2 separate regions of the Homo sapiens genome follow, and region 1 is linked to region 2. A link is a contact called in ENCODE POLR2A ChIA-PET data. All regions are on one chromosome and are shown on one strand. The core of a region is the stretch at or near the end of the contact, and the rest is flanking DNA. Distances in the headings are between cores, read along the strand shown. Region 1 overlaps LOC105372997 (a long non-coding RNA gene). Region 2 overlaps KIAA1671.

The links. ChIA-PET counts read pairs that join two places held with the same protein, here RNA polymerase II (POLR2A).
Region 1: POLR2A ChIA-PET joins it to region 2 with 10 read pairs in activated CD4-positive, alpha-beta T cell. The contact joins two enhancer-like sites. POLR2A ChIA-PET finds 5 or more read pairs at or near these places in 2 of 52 experiments (PC-9 and activated CD4-positive, alpha-beta T cell).

What each region holds. Positions count from the first base shown.
Region 1 is chr22:31,294,646-31,297,685 of GRCh38, forward strand. LOC105372997 (a long non-coding RNA gene) reads right to left here. Exons shown (of 4, transcript XR_001755493.3): 2 at 1,296-1,352. Among named protein-coding and RNA genes, the nearest start is that of PIK3IP1, 3.7 kb to the left of the region's middle. RefSeq lists an enhancer at 846-895. Within about 2 kb of position 1,791, at least 4 of the 41 ENCODE cell types and tissues checked have a DNase peak (open chromatin) inside an H3K27ac peak, as active enhancers do.
Region 2 is chr22:25,075,151-25,078,330 of GRCh38, forward strand. The region is part of intron 6 of KIAA1671; the gene reads left to right. Among named protein-coding and RNA genes, the nearest start is that of KIAA1671-AS1, 36 kb to the right of the region's middle. Within about 2 kb of position 1,306, at least 2 of the 41 ENCODE cell types and tissues checked have a DNase peak (open chromatin) inside an H3K27ac peak, as active enhancers do.

The DNA.
Region 1 (3,040 bases), core at 541-3,040, 6.2 Mb after region 2:
TTTGAGACCAGCCTGGGCAACATAATAAGACCCTCATCTCTACAAAAAAAAAAAAATAGGTAGGTGTGGTGGCACTCATCTGTAGTCCCACCTACTGAGGTGGGAGGATCATTTGAGTTCAGGAGTTGGAGGCTGCAGTGACCTGTGATCATGCCACTGCACTCCAGCTTGGGCAACAAAGAGAGACCCTGTCTTAAAAAAAAAATTTATTTTTTTTGAGACAGAGTCTTGCTCTGTTGCCCAGGCTGGAATGCAGTGGCGCCATCTCGGCTCGCTGCAAGCTCCGCCTCCTGGGTTCACGCCATTCTGCCTCAGCCTCCCGAGTAGCTGGGACTACAGGCGCCCGCCACCACGCCCGGCTAATTTTTTGTATTTTGTTTAGTAGAGACGGGGTTTCACTGTGTTAGCCAGGATGGTCTCGATCTCCTGACCTCGTAATCCGCCTGTCTTGGCCTCCTAAGGTGCTGGGATTATAGGTGTGAGCCACTGCGCCTGGCCAAAATTTTTTTTTAATTTAACAATTCCAATATAATAGGGATTTTTAAATTTTATTAATTTTACAAATATTTTTGAGAATCTGCTACATGCTAAATATAGTTGTAGATACTGGGAATACATCTGTGAACAAAATATTTGAAATCTCTGCCCTCATGAAGCTTATATTCTAATTGGGAGAGACATGATAAACATGTAAAATATTAGGTAATCTTAAGCGTTATGCGAAAAAAAGTGAAGCAGAGTAAGGGAGAGAGTAACAGGGTGATATTCCACTTGCCAAAGAAAGCATATACTATTTTCAGGGAAGTAGTAGGATATTTCTATAGCAAAAAGCTGAAGGGGAAGGGCTCTTTGCACAATTTTTGGTGGGAGGGGTCCTATGTTTACTCTTACAGTGCAGCAGGAGACATATGATGTGCATTTTGTTTCATTACATAAAATACAGGCTTGAGGAAATGAGAGTAGTTTTAAATTTCAGAACAGCAGAAGGTTCTTTGAAGTTGGTCACTCAGCACGTAATGTATTGCCTTTGTATGCAGCGAGGGTTCATTTATTGATATCTGATGAAATGCTCCTCCTTAGATTTTGAAGGGCTACTTTTGCTGGATTGTAATACTTTTCCCTCTGATTACGGTAGAGACAGGCTATAACAGGCCAGCACTTGTACTAGTTTCAGATTATCTACCATGCCTATGTAGGGATGCTAGTATTTCTACCTCAGAAGCCCAAGGCTTCTTTACCTGTTGCTGTTGTCATCTAATTTTCCTATTTAAAAAATACTATTTTCCCTAACTTACCTTGATACTCAGCAAAACCATATTTTGTGTCATGTGTCTTATCAGGAACAGCACTGCCTAGAAAAGATACAAAGCCAGAAGATTTTTTTCAGCTTAGTCATGTCTATTTTTTCTCCCCTGTAACTAAGACATTTATCAGCATGATTGATTGGATTTTTTTAGGGGGCGAGGGAATGAAGGACTTGATTCTCAGTCCTTCAGAGATGTACTCTAACAGGTTCAGTACCTTCCTTCCTCAAGGCAATCAGATTTGGTTTAGAAATGTGCCTCTTGTCTTTTTCTGATGATCCAGATTTGAACTTTGCTCCATTTATTGGGGCAAGATGGCCATATTTTATGGCCTGTAGTTAGCGCAGACTTCAGATTTCTTCTGAAAATATCACGGCAATAATAATGTGATACAGTGCTACTCAAATACTTAAATTTTGAGTTGTTTATATCCTTGAAGACAACATTGTGAAACATAATACTCATATCCTCAGTTTCGTATTAGATGATTACTAATCCAGAGACAAAGCTGTGCGATGAAATCAGGAAATATTCTCCAGAGTGTTTCCCAAGAAGGATGGGCACTTCATTTTGTTAACAGGATATGTTAGTGAGTGAACTCTAATAAGGAAGTTATAAAGCTGTTAAAAGGCTTAAGAATCCTTTTTTGTCAGCAAAAGAGGGCCAAAGTGTTGGTAAAAATCTTTGGAATAAGACCTAATGAGTTGGCTCCAGCAATTCACTTTATATGATGTGCTGTAGAAGTAGCTACTGAAATTGTGCTCAATATTTTGGTGTATAATTACAAACTGAGCAGGAATGGTTTTATGCAGCTTGTTAGGGAAATAATATTCTAGTCAAAATATGTAAACACCAAGGCTGTTTCTTTGAAGTGTAGCCTTCAAAGAGTTAGGTTATATCCATTTTGTGTATGCTTGGTACATAGTTTAGTTTTAATAAATGCTTGAAATAAAGGGGAAAAGCAGAGTACCATGTAAGGAAAAGCAGTCTAATGAGCCGACAGAGAGAACAGATTTTTTTTAGGGTAAACTACAGAATAGCCAAGAAGGCTTGTCAATCACAGGTTGCTTTCAGAAATAAGACATTCCACACTGGAAACTAAGGAGCCACAAAGGCAGAGAACTTGGGAACATGTCACTGGTGTTGAGAAATAAAAGGAAGAATAAATTCTGAATGAGAGTGGATTTTGATTTAGCTTAGATAACATGGTTTTCACATTGATGAAAACAGTCTTCAGTGTCACAGGAAGAATGCAGAAACTACAAACTTAATTGGTTCATAAGGCTAGACTGTCAATATAAAAGGTGAATTCACCCAGTAAGCTACAATTATGCCTCTCTTGGAAGGGGATCTGATATTCTCCAATTTCAGTAAACTGGATTTGCAGTTTTAAAATGTATTAACACCCAGTATGAGCTTAGTACTGACTTTTAAAGTAGGAGAAGCAGTATACCAAATAATTTATGAGCGTAGGCTTTGGGGTTTTTTTTTGTTTTTGTTTTTGTTTTTGAGACAGAGTCTCGCTCTGTCGCCCAGACTGGAGTGCAGTGGTGCGATCTTGGCTCACTGCAACCTCCGCCTCCCAGGTTCAAGCGAGATTCTCTTGCCTCAGCCTCCCGAATAACTGGGATTACAGGCACCCGCCACCACGCCCAGCTATTTTTTGTATTTTTAGTAGAGATGGGGTTTCACCATGTTGGCCAGGCTGATCTCAAACTCCTGACCTCGTGATCCAC
Region 2 (3,180 bases), core at 56-2,555:
CAAGGGACATTTGGCAATGTCTGGAGACATGTTTGATTGTCACAGCTGAGGACAGGGGTGCTACTGGCATATGGTGGGTAGACACCAAGGATGCTGCTTTACATCCTATAACGCACAGGACAGGTCCTTCCCTCCCCTCCCCTCGACAGCACCAAGAATGATCCTGGCCAAAGTGTCAATTGTGACAAGGCTGAGAAACCTTGTCTTATTCTACTTTCACCAGTTTTGTCACGAATGTTCTTTTTTGGTTCCAGGATCTAGTTCAGGGTCCCACATTGTATTTTTTCGCTTTTAGTTTCATCCCTAGTAGGGCCTCATCACTGCCAGCTGAATGAGTGAATCAGTGCGCATCTTTTTTTTTTTGAGATGGAGTCTCTGTCACCCAGGCTGGAGTGCAGTGGCGTGATCTCGGCTCACTGCAACCTCTGCCTCCTGGGTTCAAGCGATTCTCCTGCCTCAGCCTCCCAAGTAGCTGGGACTACAGGCACGTGCTACCACACCCAGCTAATTTTTTGTATTTTTATTTTTAGTAGAGATGGGGTTTCACCGTGTTAGCCAGGATGGTCTCTATCTCCCAAAGTGCCAGGATTACAGGCGTGAGCACTGCACCCAGTCATCAGTGCGCATCTTTTTTTTTTTTTTTGAGACAAAGTCTCACTCTTGTTCCCAGGCTGGAGTGCAGTGGCGCGATCTCGACTCACTGCAACCTCCTCCTCCCGGGTTCAAGCGATTCTCCTGCCTCAGCCTCCCGAGTAGCTGGGATTACAGGCGCCTGCCACCATGCCCGGCTAATTTTTGTATTTTTAGTAGAGATGGGGTTTCACTGTGTTAGCCAGGCTCGTCTCGAACTCCTGACCTCAGGTGATCCACCCGCCTTGGCCTCCCAAAATGCTGGGATTACAGGCGTGAGCCACTGCACCCAGCCTGTCAGTCCTTATCTTTTTGTGTGTCCACTGGCAGCATAAAAAAATCTGCCATGTTATTTAAAAAGTTTGTAACCATGATATTTAATAGCTGCTTAATATTCCTACCTGTTGTCAGCCTTGGTTTATGGGGTACTGGTTTCATTTACTTTGGATATATACCCAGAAGAGGGATTGGTGAATCTAGTAGCCAATTCTTTGTGGTTGGAAACTTAGGTTATTCCCAGGTGTTTATTGTATGCATAATTGTTCCCCGCCTTAAATCTTGATTCACATTTCGAGCTGTCTCCTGTGTCAGCTTCTTAGAAGTGGGGCCAAGCGTGGGCTGCAACAGGTTTTCTGCAAAGTTGTCACTTGGTGGTGGGATGTTTTTAGCTTCCTGTTGGCAGCCTGAGTCCTTCTCATAGCTGCACTTCTCTTCTGGGGGGAGAAACCACTATCACCATCAAGCTTGGTGCTGGTCCAGCAACAGTTGGGGCATGGGGAGAGAGATTAAGTTTCTCTTTCAAACTATTAGTAAGAATAGCTGAGGGCTACAGCCTCTGGTGTGGCTGTTGTGAGTTATTTAATCTCCTTTGTTGCTGAGATAACCTCGCCAGACGGTCCCAAGGCCTGTGGCCTTGCTAGGGGCATCAAGCTGCTCTCTTGGGGTTATCAATTACAGCAGTAGTAATTAGTGATATAAGCAATAGTCATATGATGATAAAAGTCACCATCACCACCACCACTCCTACTGAGTGCTCACAAAATCCTGAGCCTGTACTAAACGCCTTTCAGAGGGGTCTCATTATATCCTTATAAGAACCCCAATGGGTTGATCTCATTATTACCTGCATTTTGCAATTAGGGAAACTGAGGCCTTGAAAGGCTAGGTATCTCCTCCAAGGTCCCCGGCTAGGAAGTGCTAGAGCCTGTATTTGAACCCAGCTCTCCCTCTATTATTTTTACTACTTCGTGGAGTCTGATCTTCTGGTTTCTCAGATGGGGAAACTGAGGCCCATGGTGTTGAAGCAACTTCCCAGCCTACAGGAAAGCTTTCTATGCATATCAAGCTTTGCAACGAGGAGGATGACAGAAGAATGTGGCACTAGGCGAGGCGGGGCTCTGGAGGGAGAACCCTGGCCTAGAATCCTGGCCCTGTCTCTACTGGGTGTGTGGCTTTTGGTAAATCACATCATGGCTGTGGGCATCAGTTTCCCTCTCTATAAGTGGCAGTGGTCAGCCCCACCTTGGAGGAACTGTGCTGAGGATTAGCTAAGAATAAGGGGCATTAGTGTCCTTGGCACAGGGCTGGACTTAGAGTGGGCATTTAATATGGAGATGGTGTTTGTTGGGAGCTGGGGAGGGCTCTGATATAATGGCAGGGACCCCCACCTCCTGTCCCATGCTCTTCCCAGCTGCCTCTCCAGCCCCGCCCAGGGTCTGTGAGGCTGACTCTCGCAGGCTTCCTCTACTCCAGCCTCCCATGGCAGAGGTGGCTGCTTTCAGTGTAGTGAGGAACTGCTGAGTGGCCCGTGGGGCGTGACACCCCAGCTGGGGCTTCTGATAGCTTCTTGGGGAAGGTGCAGATCCCTCACCTGCCCTTTTAAGATCCTCCTGCAGGGTCCGTGTTCCATGCCTTGGTCTCCCTGGAGATGGGAAATCACTGTGGTTTTCATTGTGTTTCTAAGCTTCATGTCCCCACGTTTGACTCTGTGACCAGATTTTTGAATGGAAAAAATCTAAATGTGGTTAGTTCCACTGTTTTCTCCCCAGACCCTCTTGCTACTTGTTCATTTGGCTGTGGCCCTCACTCAGCGTGTAATCACCTCTAGGTGACAGTAGTAATAATAATAGTCATGAAACAGCAAAAGATATTATCCTCTTTGACGCTAAGTGCCTCAGTGTGTGGGATCTTGATTAATCCTCACAAATAGCCCTGAGGGGTGGATTTTATTATTATTTTACCGAAGAGAAAACTGAGATTCTGAGAGGCTGAGTAACCACCAGATATGCAACAGCTGGCCAGGGGCAGAGCTGGGATTTGAACTTGGAAATCTGACTCCAAAGCTAATTTGATGACTACATGCAGTCTCTGTCAGGCAGGGAGGTTGCTTGTGTGTTTACCACTGAACTCTCAGCCCTTGGCCCAGTGCCTGGCACATAATAGGTGCTTAATAGATGTGGGCTGGCCAGGTGCAGTGGTTCACGCCTGTAATCCCAAGACTCTGTGAGATCAAAGCGGGAGGATTGCTTGAGCCCAGGAATTTGAGACCAG